2 separate regions of the Homo sapiens genome follow, and region 2 is linked to region 1. A link is a contact called in ENCODE Hi-C or POLR2A ChIA-PET data. All regions are on one chromosome and are shown on one strand. Each heading gives the region's core, a stretch centred on a gene start or an enhancer-like site at or near the end of the contact. The rest is flanking DNA. Distances are from core to core; before and after follow the strand shown.

Region 1 (7,793 bases), core at 2,492-4,991:
CGCTGGCCATTTTTTTCAAAGTGTTCTTGGTTGTCCCCACTTGTCTATGACCTTTAGATTCACTATGCAAAATTCCCCAAAAATATATTGGAATTTTTATTATTAATACAATTGCACAAAACTGGCCATGGGCAGTTGCTCACACCTATAATCCCAGCATTTTGGGAGACTGAGGTGGGAGGATCGCTTGAGCACAAGAGTTTGAGACCAGGCCGGGCACAATAGCTCATGCCTGTAATCCTAGCACTTTGGGAGGCTGAGGTGGGCAGATTGCCTGAGCTCAGGAGTTTGAGACCAGCCTGGACAACATGGGAAAATCCCGTCTCTACTAAAAAACAAAAAATTTGTTGGGCATGGTGGTGCACATCTGTAATCCCAGCTACTCAGGAGGCTGAGGCGTGAGAATTGCTTGAACTAGGGATGTGGAGGTTGCAATGAGCCAAGATCGCACCACTGCACTCCAGCCTGGGGGACAGAGTGAGACTCTTTCCAAAAAAAAAAAAAAAAAAGAATTTGAGACTAACCTGGGCAACACAGCAAGACACCATCTCTACAAAAAAAATTAAAAATACAAAAATTAGCTGGGCGTGGTGGCATGCACCTGTAGTCCTAGCTACTTGGGAGGCTGAGGTGGGAGGATCACAGGAGCTCAGGAGTTTGAGGTTACAGTGAGCCATGAGCACACCACTGCACTTCAGCCTGGGCAACACAGCAAGAGGCTGTCTCTAATTTTTTTAAAAATAAGAAAAAATGTGTTAAAAAAAAGAATCACACAAAACTTATATATTAATTTGGCCAGAACTGGCATCTTTCCATTCACGAGTATCACATGCCTTTCCATGTATGTAAACTTTATTTAAAACCTCTTAGTTAAGTTTTTGTTGTTTATAGGACATGCACATTTTGTGTCAAGCTTATATCTAGGTATTTTATAAATGACCATGAAAAAATTCACTCTCAAGCATTAAAGAAATGCAAATTATGAGAGAACAATGAGATCCTATTTTTCCTTTCAAACTAGGACATAGTTTTACAAATAATACTCAACCTCAGAACGGTGTAGTGAAAAGGGCATTCTCATATGCTTCTGGGAGGATATGCATTAGTCTATTTATGTCCATTCTGGAGGAAGGTTTGACATTTTGTATAATAAGAATTGAAAATGTTGGCCAGACATGTATACATATGTAACTAACCTGCACATTGTGCACATGTACCCTAAAACTTAAAGTATAATAATAATAAAATAAAAAAAAGAAAATTAAAAAAAAGAAAAGAAAAGAAAATGTTGGCCAGGTGTGGTGGCTCATGCCTGTAATCCCAGCACTTTAGGAAGCTGAGGCAAGACGACTGCTTGAGCCCAGGAGTTCAAAGCCAGCCTGGGCAACAAAGCCAGACCCTGTCTCTATTAAAAATAAATAATAATAAATTTTTAAAAAGAATTTAAAATGTTTATGTCCTTTTAAATGAAATCTTTCCTATCCAGTTTTCCTGTGCAGCTGCTTCATTCAAGCCTGCTTTTAGTTGGAGCCTAAAACAATGTGAATAAATGTCCTAAATCCATAATTAGCGGCCTAATATGATTTTTTTAAGAAGTCCATATCCTTTGGCTTAATGTATAAGGTCAGGGTCCTGGCCAGAAATAGGCCCGAGCATTTAGTTTATAATCAAAGTGATATTTCAAACCAGTGAGGAAATATTCTACTAAAAGAGAAAGGCTGGGCTGGGCATGGTGACCCACGTCTGTAATCCCAGCACTTTGGGAGGGCGAGGCGGGTGGATCATTTGATGTCAGGAATTCAAGACCAACCTGGTCAACATGGCGAAAACCCATCTCTACTAAAAATGCAAAACTTACCCGGGCATGGTGGCACGCGCCTGTAATCCCAGCTACTGGGAAGGCTGAGCCAGGAGACTCGCTTGAACCTGAGAAGCCGAGGTTGCAGTGAGCAGAGATTGTGCCACTGCACTCCAGCCTGGGAGACAAAAGCAAGACTGTCTCAAAACAAACAAACAAACAAACAAGAGAGAAAGCCTGAATAATGACATATGAAAAGTTGACTATTCAGAAAAAAATAAGTTTAGATCTTTATCTTCCAGTTTATATCAAAATTAGTCCCAGGTGGGTTTAAAAGCCAAATGAAGGAGTAAGAGGAAATGGAGGAAGGGAAGGGGGGAAGAGGAGCAGAAAAGAAAAAATATAGATCTGAAATGTCTGTGTGATACTCAGATGGGAGCAGTTTTACAATTAAAAAAAAACAAAAGGGAGAAAGAATAAAGGAAAACATCAAGGCCGGGAGTAGTGGCTCAAGCCTGTAATCCCAGCACTTTGGGAGGCCCAAGGCAGGCAGGTTGCTTGAGCCCAGGAGTTCAAGACCAGCCTGGGCAACATAGCGAGACCTCCTCTCTACAAAAGATACAAAAATTAGCCGGGCGTAGTGGTGTGCACCTGTGGTTCCAGCTACTAGGGAGGCTAAGGTGGGAGGATGGCTTGAGCCGGGAGGCGGAGACTGCAGGGAGCCAAGATCACGCCACTGTACTCCAGCCTGGGTGACAGAGTGAGGCGCTGACTCAAAAATAAAAAACTAAAGAAAGAAAAAGAAAAACATCAAAAGGTCATCCCACATCAAAATGTCGTGTGGTGTATCAAATATCACCAAAAACAAAATCAGAAGGTAAAATTCTAAGCTTAGAAAAATATTTGCAACACATTCGACAGAACTGACATTTTTAAAGTGCTTCTGTACGTCAACAAGAGAAAAAATAGAAAATAGAAAAGCAGACCAAGGATATGAATAGGCAACTCACAAAAGGAGAAAGTCAGATGTTCACAACTATTTTTAAAATGCAGCAGACACGTGGTCTTGGAGACGCAACAAGCAGGGCCGCGGACCAGGCGTTAGGTAGGAAAGGCATTCACCCCTTCTCCAGCTGCGGGGCGGGGCCCCGGGTCCCTCTCTGGAGGGGCCTCCAGGGAGCGGAGCTCTGGGATGCCGTTTCCCCGGGGCGTCTGGGAGGGGCTGGAGAAACAAGCATTTCCTAGGGCTGAGCCCACTTGCCCTCTAGGGGGTGACGATTTCTCTCCCAGTCTTCCCCCCGACTTGGCTGGACTCCGAGGGGAGGGCGCTGGCGCTTCCAATGGCACAGCAGCTCGTGGGGAGCTCGGGCGCTGCCTCTCGGGCGGCTTCCCCAGCCCTCCTGACTCGCGGCCACCGGAGGGCGGTGCTGTCCAGGAGACGCCGGAGCTGGGCGCTCACAAAGGCCCCTTTCTCCTCCACCGAAGATGAGTCATAGCCCAGGCGGGGTCGGAAGGGCAGCCGCTCCAAGGCGACTGCAGAGCCGCGACTGCAGAGCCACGCCTCCGAGTCACCCTGGACGCCTGCGCCGGCCGCGTCTGCTTCTCCTTGGCTTGGCAGGCCACAGGGAAAACTGGGTCAGGCCGGTGGCCTAGTTCGCTGGTTCACAGCGTGAACGCCGGCAGTAGGTGACTAGGAAGGGCATCTCCACTTACTGTCTGGCTCATTCACGTGACAAATATCTGAAGAGCCCCGTGACTGACAGCCAGTTGCTAGTGCACTCCCAAGGCCCGGGTCACCTGAGTTTAGAATGTGTCATCTCAATACCCTGGGGGCTGGGCCTGCCTGGGCAGGTCGCCAAATCACTGGTCTTGTCACATCTCAGGTTCAGTTGCCCACATTGCAAAACATCCCCTGGCCCCCTGGCATTGGATTCCCTTGTGATCTAACCCTGCCCCACCCCTCTGACTGGCTCCCACCAGGTGGCCTTCACTTTGGTCCCCACCCCTGCCTGGCAATCCCCCTCCCCACATCCTGCTCCTGTGAGCCCAGGCCTGTCCTATGGCGGCCTGCAGTGACCTTCCACACCCACCCGAGCCCATTCAGTCTCCTCTCTGCTTCTGACTCTGCCCTAGGATGTCTGAGGATGTCATTTGTTTTTCCCTCCAAAATTCTTTTTGCTAATAAGAAGGACACTTTTGACACCCGGTCCAAAGGTGTAAGCTCCTGGGCCTCAGTGGAGCCAGAAGCAGCCTGTATAGGCCTGGTCTGCTCAGCTGGACAGGAGGAGATCTGGTAGGGATGGACCACTCCAGAGGAGAGGAGGTCAGCCATGGGCCTGAGCAGCATGAAGACCTCATGTGCCAGGAGGGAGGTCAGCAAGGGTGTGAGACCAAGGAGGGCACTGAGTCCAGAGTGCAGTAGCCCTTCCTCTTCTTTCTTTTCTTTTCTCTCTTTTTTTTTTTTCAGATGGAGTCTCACTCTGTAGCTTAGGCTGGAGTGCAGTGGCACAATCTTGGCTCACTGCAGCCTCCACCTCCCAGGTTCAAGCGATCCTCCTGCCTCAGCCTCCTAAGTAGGTGGAACTACAGATGCACACCACCAAGCCTTGCTAATTTTTGTATTTTTAGTAGAGATGGGGTTTCACCATGTTGACCAGGCTGGTCTCGAACTCCCAGCCTCAAGTGATCTGCCCTCTTTAGCCTCCCAAAGTGAACCACCAGGCCTGGCTCCTCTCCTTTTTTCTTTCCTTCCTCTTCTTTCCCTGCCCTCCCTTGTGGTTGCAGCCAAGGAGCTGGGCTGCAGCTGGCCCTCCCTCATGCTGAGTTTTGCTAACATAGTGCCTTCTTGTTCTCTCCCCCTCCCACCTTCCTGCCACCCCATGTGCCATTTCCCAGTGACTCTGGAGCTTCTGAGATGCCTCTGCCTGCATTATGGGTGGGCACACTGAGGCTCAGAAGAGCCAATGACTTGCCAGGAAGCACAGCCATTGGCAGGAGTGGGCAGAGTGGCAGAGGGATCAACTCTGTCTCACCCCAACTTGTGAGGACATGCCCAGAACACATGGGAAAGCAGGTGCACTGTGCTTTGCTGGGATGACAGCGTTCATAGACTTGAAGGCATCAATTTGACTTCAGCATTTAAAAAAATTTGTAATGTTTGCTGCAGAATATCCAAACAATAGAGATGTGTATAAAATAGAACCCAAACAAAAGTCCAATTCTCCCCCAACTCACTTCTCACTGTTGTAAACCAAAAATAATGGACCCCTCCTCTTGGCCAAAGGCATTCCAGGGTTACCTGAAAATCTAGTCAGGCCACGATGGAAGAGGGGGTGGGAGATGCCTCATTATACCCTCCAGCATTCACACCAACGGGGACCTTAGGTCTGATAAGAAACAATACAGTCTATTCTCCCTAAATCCTGCTACTTGGAGGCTTCGTCTGTGTGACAAAACCTAGGTCTTCACAACCTCTTATCATAACCCAGACATTCCTTTCTACCGATAATAACTCTTTCAATCAATTGCCAATCAGAAAGTTTTAAAATCTGACCTCTGGAAGCTGCACCCTACTTTGAATTGTCCTGCCCTTCCAGATCAAACCAATGTAAACCTTGCCTGTATTGATTGATGTATTGTCTTCCTAAAATGTATGAAAGCGGCCAAGTGCAGTGGCTCACGCCTGTAATCCCAACACTTTGGGAGGCCGAGGCAGGTGGATCACCTGAGGTCAGAAGTTTGAGAACAGCCTGACCAACATGGAGAAGCCTCGTCTCTACTAAAAATACAAAATTAACCCGGGCGTGGTGGCGCATGCCTGTAGTCCCAGCTACTTGGGAGGCTGAGGCAGGAGAATAGCTTGAACCCAGGAGGCGGAGGTTTTGGTGAGCTGAGATCACATCATTGCACTCCAGCCTGGATGACAAGAGCGAAACTCTGTCTCAAAAAAAAAAAAAAAAAAGGAAAGAAAAGAAAAAAAATAAAAAGGAAAGCAAGCTGTACCCCGACCACATTGGGCACATGTCATCAGGACCTCCTGAGGCTGTGTTATGGGCATGTCCTTAACCTTGGCAAAATAAGCTTTCTAAACTAACTGAGACCTGTTTCATATATTTTGGGTTCACACTATTAAGAGTTTGGTATACGGCTGGGCTCAGTTGCTCACACCTGTAATCCCAGCACTTTGAGAGGCTGAGGCGGGCCGATCACCTGAGGTCGGGAGTTCGAGACCAGTCTGACCAACATAGAGAAACCCTGTCTCTACTAAAAATACAAAATTAGTGGGGCGTGGTGGTGCATGCCTGTAATCCCAGGTACTTGGGAGGCAGAGACAGCAGAATTGCTTGAACCCGGGAGGCAGAGGTTGCAGTGAGCCAAGATCACGCCATTGCACTCCAGCCTGGGCAACAAGAGCAAAACTCTGCCTCAAAAAAAAAAAAAAAAGAGTTTGGTATAAATCCATCCTTCTAAGCTTTGCAACACATTTTATATATATGTAAATATAGATATATGTGTATATAGATACACATTTGTATATATGTATATATACATATATACAATTATAATCACTGAACTACCATTCTGGAACTTCTGTGTTCTCTTCCTACAGCTTCGTGTCTTTCTTTGTAAAGGCTCCTAACATCCTGCCACATGGTGAACCTGTCCCTCCCTACGGCTGGACAGTTAGGGAGATTTGCTTTATGGTACATGTCTGGGTGCGTGCTGTGGGAACCTCCATGGAGAATAACTTTACATGTGGATCTGTGAGCGCAGAGACATGCATGCATCTTCTGGGCTTTTTAAAAGTTTGTGATGACAAGAGGCTGACAGGTGCACAGCAGGCTGCATGGAATTGCCACTCTGAGGAGTGCACTGTCAGCCTCAAGTCACCCCTCCCTCGACACCTGCTCACCCGCCCCCTCACCTGTTCCTCATCCCCAGGGCAGGAAGCAGCCCCATCCAAAGCTTCTGTCTTCCCGTGTGGCCTCTGTGGTCCTTCTGGCACCCCTGACCCCCTCAACCACCTTATTTGTCATCAAACATCTCCACCACCCTCAGGCTCTTAGGACAGATGAACAAATGTCTGATGCGGCGCACAACCCAGTTAGCCACAGACTCAGCCTCCTTTTGCAACCCTGCCCACCAGCTTTGCTAACAACCCCTTTTTTCTCTCCTTTTGAAGCAGTGGCAGATACAGATGCAGCTTATTTTCAGATGCAAATCAATGCATCTCCACTGCTGCAGGCTGGGTTGCTGGGCCTAGCTTTGCAGGACTGTGTCTGCTTATTGTCTCAATACAGGCTGGGGCCTACCCTGGTCTGGGGGTCCACCCTGGTGGTGCCAGGTGACTGGTGTGGTTTTGTGGAGCCCCTCTGTGCACTGGGCTTTGATCCAGGCCCTGGGGGGTGAGATAAGAGAAATAAAGAACAGAAACTCTGTTCCATGTTCTCCCTAGTACTGAGGGCTTCTGAATATCTCTTACAGTGGACTTCTGCCATAACCCGCACAGTTTTTTGTTTTGTTTTGTTTGTTTTTTGGGACGGAGTCTTGCTCTATCGCCAGGCTGGAGTGCAGTGGTGCAATCTCAGCTCACTGCAACTTCCGCCTCCCGGATTCAAGCGATTCTACTGCCTCAGCCTCCCAAGTAGCTGGAATTACAGGCACCCGCCACCGCGCCTGGCTAACTTTTGTATTTTTAGTAGAAATGGGGCTTCACCATCTTGGCCAGGCTAGTCTCACACTCCTGACCTCATGATCCACCCGCCTCAGCCTCCCAAAGTGCTGGGATTACAGGCATGAGCCATCGTGCCCATAACTTGTTTTGTTTTGTTTTTTTGAGACTCGGTCTCCCTCTGTCACCCAGCCTGGAGTGCAGTGGTGCAATCTCAGCTCACTTCAGCCTCCACCTCCTGGGCTCAAGTGATCCTCCCAGCTGAGCCTCCCAAGTATCTGAGACTGCAGGGGTGCACCACCACCCCAGCTGATTGCTTTATTT
Region 2 (7,793 bases), core at 2,945-5,444, 1.0 Mb before region 1:
GCGGGTCAGGGCCCGCACAGTGGTGTAGTACAGAGAGCCGCCCACGTTGAGCTGGACATACTTGTTGCCCAACCCTCCTCCCTTGAAGCCACTGAGCTTGGGCTTGGCCCCTGAGGCTGGGCACAGGCAGGTGTCCCCCGACATCTCCCGCTGCAGGTAGATCACCACACGGCAGGAGGTAGGCTTGGAAGGCTCCGCCGTGGTGGAAAGGGTCACGAGTGAGTGGCCAGTGGAGGCCAGAGCCTCATAATCTCAGTGCTGTACATGGGAGAGGGAAGAGAAGACACGAACCAGCTGAGACAGCCCAGGAGGAGACAATAGCAGAAACACGACCGTACTCATTCTCTCCCTGACAAGCCCAAGCACTGCTCCCTGGCAGAGGCTAAGTCCCTGCCATTTTGCTTTCTTTTTTTTTTTTTTTTTTCTTAGAGACAGGGTCTCACTCTGTCACCCAGGCTGGAGTGCAGTGGTGCCATCTCGGCTCACTGCAGCCTTTGCCTCCCAGGCTCAAGTGATCCTCCCACCTCAGCCTCCTGAGTAGCTGGGACCACAGGTGCACACCACCACACCCAGCTAATTTTTTTTTTTTTTTTTTTTGGTAGAGACAGGGTTTTACCATGCTGCCCAGGCTGGTCTCGAATTCCTGAGCGCAGGCGATCCGCCCACCTCAGTCTCCCAAAGTGCTGGGATTATAAGTATGAATCACCGCGTCTGGCCTCCCTGCCATTTTTACTATAGCAGGAACCAGGGCTGGAGGCAGTCTCCCAGACTCCTGCCCTGGTCACCTCATCAGCCTCCCTGAGACTCAGCTCCACTCAGGGCAGCGAGGAAGACAAGCAAACCCATGGAACCAGTTAGAGAGGGCCAGAGGAACAGATCACCCTAGAGATCTACCAGTCAGATTCCAGTTACTTTCTTGTCAAGGTTCCCAGGATCCCAGACTTCCAACCAAACCTACTGGGAATCCAGCCAGTCTAGGAGTTTCCCAGGAGCCAGAGGGACAGGATGCACTTCCTTTCTAAAGATTCCAGCCTCCAGAGCAGTCTGTGCCAGTGTTTATTTTGAGCACCACCGAGAGTCTGGCTTCAGGAAGGAAAGTAAAAGCAGCTTCAGGAGAGAATGCAGTAAGCCAGGGTCGGGGGTGCCGGCCAGTGTTCTTGGTGCAGGTTACCTGGGCTTCGGCTGGGGCTTCCTGACCTTCCCCTTTCTTGGCACCAGCCTTGTCCCAAGTTCCTGAAATTGTCACCATTTTTCAGGGAAGAACAGCTATAGGATGGCTGTTTTCCTTTCTTTTTCCTGAGAGGGAGCCCAGCCCTACTCTCCTCTTCCCTCCCAATAAGAATGGGAGAAGAAAGGACTAGAAAAGATCAGAGGATAAATCTAAAAACAATGAGGTGAGATGTGTGCTGCCACCTGCCTGTACTCCTGGCTACTCAGTAGGCCGAGGTGGGAGGATCTCTTGAGCCCAGGAGTCAAGACCAGCCTTGGCAACATAGCAAGACCCCATCTCTTGGCATTTAATATGTACTAGCTCATTTAACTCATTCAGCAATTAAACTACTGAGTGCCTACTATGTTAAGCAGTAGGGAACAATGAAAAAATATTGTCTTTGCCTTCAAACAGTTCAAAGAAGCATCATAACAGGAATTTTTAAAAAGAGAGAAAGCTAGCATTTATTGTACCCCTACGTGCCAGGCATTGGGTACTCAGAAGAGAACACATATAGAAAGTCATGTCCACATGGAGCTTACATTCTAGTGGAAGGAAACAGACTAGCAACAAGGACTTAAATAAATAAGCAGATAATTCCAGAACCTGATAAATGCAATAAAGATAATAAAACAGTGATATGAGAGTGATTAGGGAGAGGCACTAATTTAGACAAAGGGACAGGAAAAGCATCTTTGGGATGGTGACATTTCAGCTGAGGTTTGAAGAGAGCATTGTAGACAGATGGAAGAGTAAGTGCAAAGTTCCTGTTAGAAACAAGTTTTAGGGGGCGGGTGTGGTGGCTCACACCTGTAATCCTAGCACTTTAGGAGGCCGAAGTGGGTGGATTGCTTGAGCCCAGGAGTTCAAGACCAGTCTGGGCAACATAGTGAGAGTTTGTTTCTACAAATAAAAAAAAATTAGCCAGATATGGTGGCTCATGCCTGTGGTCCCAGCTGCTCGGGAGGCTGAGGTGGGATGACTGCTTGAGCCTGGGAAAGTCAGCCTGGGTGACATAGGGAAATCTCATCTCAACAATGACAAAATTAAAACAAGTTTGAGGATCAGAAATACGGTCATAATGGCTGGTGCACAGACAGTAGGGGGAAGTTGGTTTGATGTCAAGTCAGGGAAGGCAGGCGTTAGATGATAACAAAGGTGGATTTCATACTAATTGCTATATAGTATATGAATCAATTGGAGGGTTGCAAGCAGGGGAGTGATATGATCTGACTTGCTTGTAGTGTATTTTGAAAAGATAACTTGCTGCTGGGTAGAGAATGAATTGTAAAGGTGCAAGAGAGAAAGTGGGAAGACCAGAGGAAGCAGTAGTCTAGGCAAGAAGAGATGATGGCAGCCTGGACCACATTGGTAATAATGGAGACAGAAAAAAAGTGGAATGATTTCACCGAATGCTCATCACATGCAGGAGTTTACAGTTGCTCATGCCTTGTAAGTGCAACCCAGAAGCAGGGCACTGGTTTCCCAAGTTTACCGCTGTGTTCCCCTAATGGTGCTCAGCACAATGCCATGCACATTTTAAGTATTTAACATACGTCAGTTTGTTAGACTGAAATTGTCCCTGAAAAGATTTAGGTAAGTCCCTGGGAAGAATGTCCAAGGAAGTGGACAGCCAGCGTGGGTGCTGTGTGAAGCAGTGAATTCCTTTGGCGGCTTGTCTGGGAGACTCTTTCATTTGCCACAGGGGTTGGGTATGGGAGGTGAGCCCTCACCAGGAGGTTGCCAATGACTAAGAAACACTAGAATGGTATGAGATCACCTTCCCTTTTCCCGCCCACCTCAAAGGAATAAATCCACCTCTCTAACAGGTATTAGCAAGTTCCCTGTGTATTTTGTGTCTAGTCCTAGTTTTCCCAGGATCAGAGAAAGCACACATACATGTTCTGCCAATGCAAAGGAGCTCAAAGGATAGGCCTGCCAAGAGAGGTCGGCGGATCCAGAGCTAATCTCTTCCTTTCCTACAAAGCAATTGCTTTGAGCCCCTGGATGACGTCAATCACATTCCGCCCAGACCAATGGGTTCCAGGAATTCTGTGGCAGGTGACGCCCCAGAAAGTAATTCCAGTGAGAATGAAGTTTCCACTGATAGCCACAGTGCTCTTCCTTCCGCACTTTGTGTGTGGATATTTGGGGATGCCCGGGGCTAAGGGCGGATCCGTGGCTCACGCAACGAAGCTAATGGGAACCCAAGCACAACAAAGGGCAAACAGCCGCGGAGGTGGAAAGAGGAGGGGTCTAAAAGGAAGAAGGACCCAGAAATCCGTCAGACACGGAGGACGGCGGGAGGAAAGCTGAGGGCTAGAGTGGCGGATCTAGCAGAAACCCTAGGTGTAAAGGTTAAGCGTCACCCAAAAAGTCCTGGGAAATGTGGCCGGTGTGGGCTCTTCTCTAGCCCGGACCACTCCTCACTACCGAGAAACCCACACCGGTTCTCACGCCCACCCTCCGTGGGAGATCGGAGCTCTCCATCTCCCCTACGCCGCCCGCGCCTTTTCCCCCAGGACCCGGCCGGGCTCGCTCTACTCCAGCAGGGGCCGTCCATCCCTTCCCCGAGGGCATCGGCGGGCCCGGCTCTCACCGTCCCCGGGGGCGCCTCTCCTCTCAGCTGGGTGGCCAGCGGACTCCGAGCCGCCCCTAGCCTGCAGCCGCCTGCCCCTCAGCAGTCCCAAGCTGTGAGCTCACATCCTGCGCTCGTCGACTCCGCCCGGAGTGCTGCCCAGCCCAGCCGGCTGGGGAGCCTGAGACTACAAGTCCCTGCATGCATAGCGCTCTATCCGGGAAAGGGTGGAGGCGGAATCCCCCGAGGGTCTTCGCGGAGAGAGCAGAGCTACTTCTGGCCGCCTTGCCGGCGCTAAGGCTTCTGGGTCTTGTAGGCCGGGCCTCCCCTCGGGCCTCTGTTTCCCAGCAGGCTCTGTGGAATGGGGGCTGTAAGTGCTTCCGGAGTCAGGAAGGTAGTGACGTCATAGGTAAACAGGCTCTGTATCCGTGGCAGCGGCCGTGGCAGGCTGGCTGGGTACCGGCTGTCGCTGACCCAGGAGAAGCTGCCTGTCTACATCAGCCTGGGCTGCAGCGCGCTGCCGCCGCGGGGCCGGCAGGTAGGCTGACCTCGGGTCGGGGGACGCGGGCGGACCAGGGGCGAGAGGAGCCTGACAGGCCCGCGTCCTGAGGAAAGGCAGTACCGGGCGGGGAGAGACGTGGGAATTCCGCCCCACTCTCAGGGGGGCGCTTTCACACCCAGCTTAGGCCTGGAGTTTGATGCGTTGATGCTTGCCACGATCTTACGAGGAAACTGCGGCTCGGATAAGTTCGGGGAGTTTACATAGTAAAGAGTCGGCTCGCAGTGCCTCGCATGCATCTGGGAGAGCCGGGGCGCAGAAAGTATGCCACCGCCTCATGCTCAGGGAGCTTAGTCCCAGCTCTTGGGCCAGGTGTTGCTCAGATGCTCAGACACGCGTGTGATGGGAGTTGGTAGATAATCTGTGAACTCTTTCCCTGCACCTCTTCTTCCATCTTACCTATCTCTTTAAGCCAGCCCTTCCAATCAGATAGGTGGGCCAAGCCAGATTCATGGGAGTCATGCCTGACTTGTTTTTCTCTTATCCCCAAACCCCCACATTCAGTCAGTCCATTGCTAAGCCCCATCACCTCGACTTACAAAACATCTCAACTCGGAACACTTGTGTTCGGCTGCCAGCCTTGGTTACTGCAATAGTCTCCTGTTTCCACGGTCATTCATTCCACAAACATTTACTGAGTGCCAGTTATGTGTGGGCACCATGCTAGGTGCTAGGGTTAGAGTGATGAACAAGAAGGTACTTGGGGCTTTGCCCTCTCTTGTTCCCTCCAATCGGTTCTCTCAGGCTGAGCAAGAGTGATCTTTCTAAGTCTGATTTTGTTGGTCTGCTGAGAACCCGCTGGCTGTCCCATTACCCTTCTGATAAAATCCAAGCTCATGACTGCGTCTTTCAGAGCCTTCGGTGATCCAGCTGTTGTCTCCCTGTCTAGCCTCATTCTGTTCCCTTCTCTTGCTCAGTCTCTGTTCTCGGAATGCATCAAATTTCCTGTTGCCTCAGGATCTTCACATACGTGTTTCCTTCTGCCTGCAATGCCTTGCTTCCCCTTTCACTTGACATACTTTTGGACAGTCTTTAGGTCTGTTTAAGTGTCATTTTTTTCAGAAGGCCTCTGTTGGCCCTCCCCTCCAAGTCCGCCCCCCATGAACTGTGTCCTCCTGCAGCACTTCACACAGCACCATGTACTTTTCCTTATAGTAATATCACGATTTGTGATTATTTCTTTACCATCTGTCCAGAGGCATTGTTTTCACTAGTCTGTCCCCAGAGCAGGGACTGAGTGGATGTTTCTGAATAAATGCATGCTCTCAGGGAAGGGGGTGGAAGTTGAAGCAGATATTTGCTCCCTCATGTTACTTCAATCTTTCTGGAGCAGCTGGTCAGATTAATGACCTGTAGCTGCGAAAGACAGATTTTTTGGTTTTTTTTTTGAGACAGGGTCTCACTCTGTTGCCCAGGCTGGAGTGCAGTGGTGTGAACACGGCTCACTGCAGCCTCCACCTCCTGGGCTTAAGCGATCCTCCCAGCTTACCCTCCCAAGTAGCTGGGACTACAGGCACCTGTCACCAGGTCTGGCTATCTTAGAAATCTTTTGTAGAGACGGTATTTTGCCACATTGCCCAGGCTGGTTTCAGACTCCTGTGCCCAAGTGATCCTCCCACCTCAGTCTCCCAAAGTGCTGGGATTACAGGCATGAGCTACTGCACTGGCCAGATCTTTTTAAAAAGCCCTATTTTAAGGAAGCTACAGATGAACAAAATGCTTCAAAAGGATGATGCTAGCTCACTTACATCAGTGGATTCCAGTGAGGCCAAAGGCCAGAGTCGTCTACAGACAGCTCATAGACATGTATTAGTTGGCCCATGCAGTGTTGGATGTGGGTTTTCCCCCTTACTTAAAATTTTTGGATTACATACCAACATTGAGGTACTGGATTTCTGGTCATCTTAAAAACCAGAAGTTCTGGAAACAGTGAGACTTGATTATTTTCCAGCCATTGCTCCTCCTTGGCACACCTGCCCTGGACAGCCAACCCCAGAATCACCCCATTCAGAACAGGACTTCTCTAAGGAAGCCAGAAGGGAAACAGCTGAGGCTGGGGGCAGTGGGGGCAGAGGGAAGGGGCTGGTGCAAGTCCAGGTGATGGTAGACTTTGGAGCACCTGGGTTTTAGAATTGGCATAGCAGCCAATTGCTAGATGTAAGTAGCATTGCCTCCCTTTTTAAACAGGTCATAAAGATGTCTATGTTTAATTGTGTGTGTGTGTGTGTGTGTGTGTGTGTGTGTGTTTTGAGCCAGAACAAGAGTGAGTTTTCAGTATTTCCTTCCTAGAATTGAGGCATCCTTTGGAACAGGAATGCAAGGTGGCTTGGTAAGGGAGAAGATATCTCTGTTAGTTCTCTGTTGCCTACAGAAAAAATCCAAACTCCTTAGCTTGGCATGCAGGGTCTTCCTGGTCTGGCTCCAGCTCACCTTTCCAGCTCCATTCTTTTTCCTCTCGTCCTTAGGTGAGATAGGTCCTTTCAGTGACTTCAGGCCTTTGTCCATGCTGTTTTCTCTGCTTGGAATACCTATCCCTGTTCTCCTGCCTTGATATGTTCTTGCTGATACTTCATTCCTTTTTGTGTTTTCTGCTAGGAAGAGAATGACCCAACTTTGATTCCCAATTCAGGCAAGCATACGTTTTGAGTAATATTCTTACTCCTGACTTTTTATTTTTTAACCATAATTTTTAATTTACTCGGATTTCCTTTATTTGGTTTTTGTGTTGTTCCAGTATATGTATTTGAGAAGCCTTTTCATGTGCTTTTCAGTACATAACTGGTGATATATAAAGTAAATACACTGATGGCTTACAACTTAGTTCACATGTCACTCCTTCATTAATGGCTCTGTCCTCCTCTGGCTCTTTACTGATGTTTCTAAACAAGCATTTAACGCAGTGTGGTTTTTCAGTTTCCGTGTCTGTCTTCTTCCAGCTGAACTATGTGCTCTTCAGGGCGGGCACCGTGTTGCATTCATCTTTGTACCCCCAGCATCTAGCAGTGTTGGCATGTAGTAGGCACTCAAGAAATGTGTGTTGAATGAACGATGCCTGTGACAAGCAAGCGGACTTTATTCTTTCCTGACCCTTGCTCCTATGACACACCTCCTCCTGACTGCCACTGTCACTCCTTCAGAGCAGAACTCCTCTAGGGAACCTGGATGGGAAACAGGTGAGGCTCAGAGAGGTGGTGGCAGAGGGAACGGGGATCCTTTGGAACACCTGGGTTTTTGGCATTGGTGTCCAAGGGCAGGAGTGGGGCTGGCTTGGCAGCAGGCATTTCCTTGGGTGGCTGGGAAGTGATGAGGAATTGGGCCTGTTTCTTTACAGCCATGGCCAAGGACATCCTGGGTGAAGCAGGGCTACACTTTGATGAACTGAACAAGCTGAGGGTGTTGGACCCAGAGGTTACCCAGCAGACCATAGAGCTGAAGGAAGAGTGCAA

What was found. A loop is a pair of places that touch in the nucleus more often than their neighbours do. ChIA-PET counts read pairs that join two places held with the same protein, here RNA polymerase II (POLR2A). Pooled maps may share reads with other maps.
Region 2: a pooled map shows a loop between it and region 1 (6-fold over the local background). The contact joins the promoter of IFT20 here to the promoter of LINC03146 in region 1. A Hi-C loop is called at or near these places in 1 of 168 maps with a recorded cell type or tissue (posterior vena cava) and 5 of 50 pooled maps. POLR2A ChIA-PET finds 5 or more read pairs at or near these places in 1 of 52 experiments (HEK293).

Annotation. Positions count from the first base shown.
Region 1 is chr17:27,328,443-27,336,235 of GRCh38, reverse strand. It overlaps LINC03146 (long intergenic non-protein coding RNA 3146), which reads right to left and starts at 3,741. Exons shown (of 3, transcript XR_007065677.1): 1 at 2,809-3,741; 2 at 1,859-1,976. RefSeq lists enhancers at 3,141-3,690, 6,926-7,426.
Region 2 is chr17:28,331,873-28,339,665 of GRCh38, reverse strand. IFT20 (intraflagellar transport 20) reads left to right here and starts at 4,194. Exons shown (of 5, transcript NM_001267776.2): 1 at 4,194-4,326; 2 at 7,679-7,793. The coding sequence starts at 7,681. TNFAIP1 (TNF alpha induced protein 1) reads right to left here and starts at 3,905. Exons shown (of 7, transcript NM_021137.5): 1 at 3,810-3,905; 2 at 1-258. The coding sequence starts at 144. RefSeq lists silencers at 3,763-3,812, 4,306-4,497 and an enhancer at 3,853-4,382.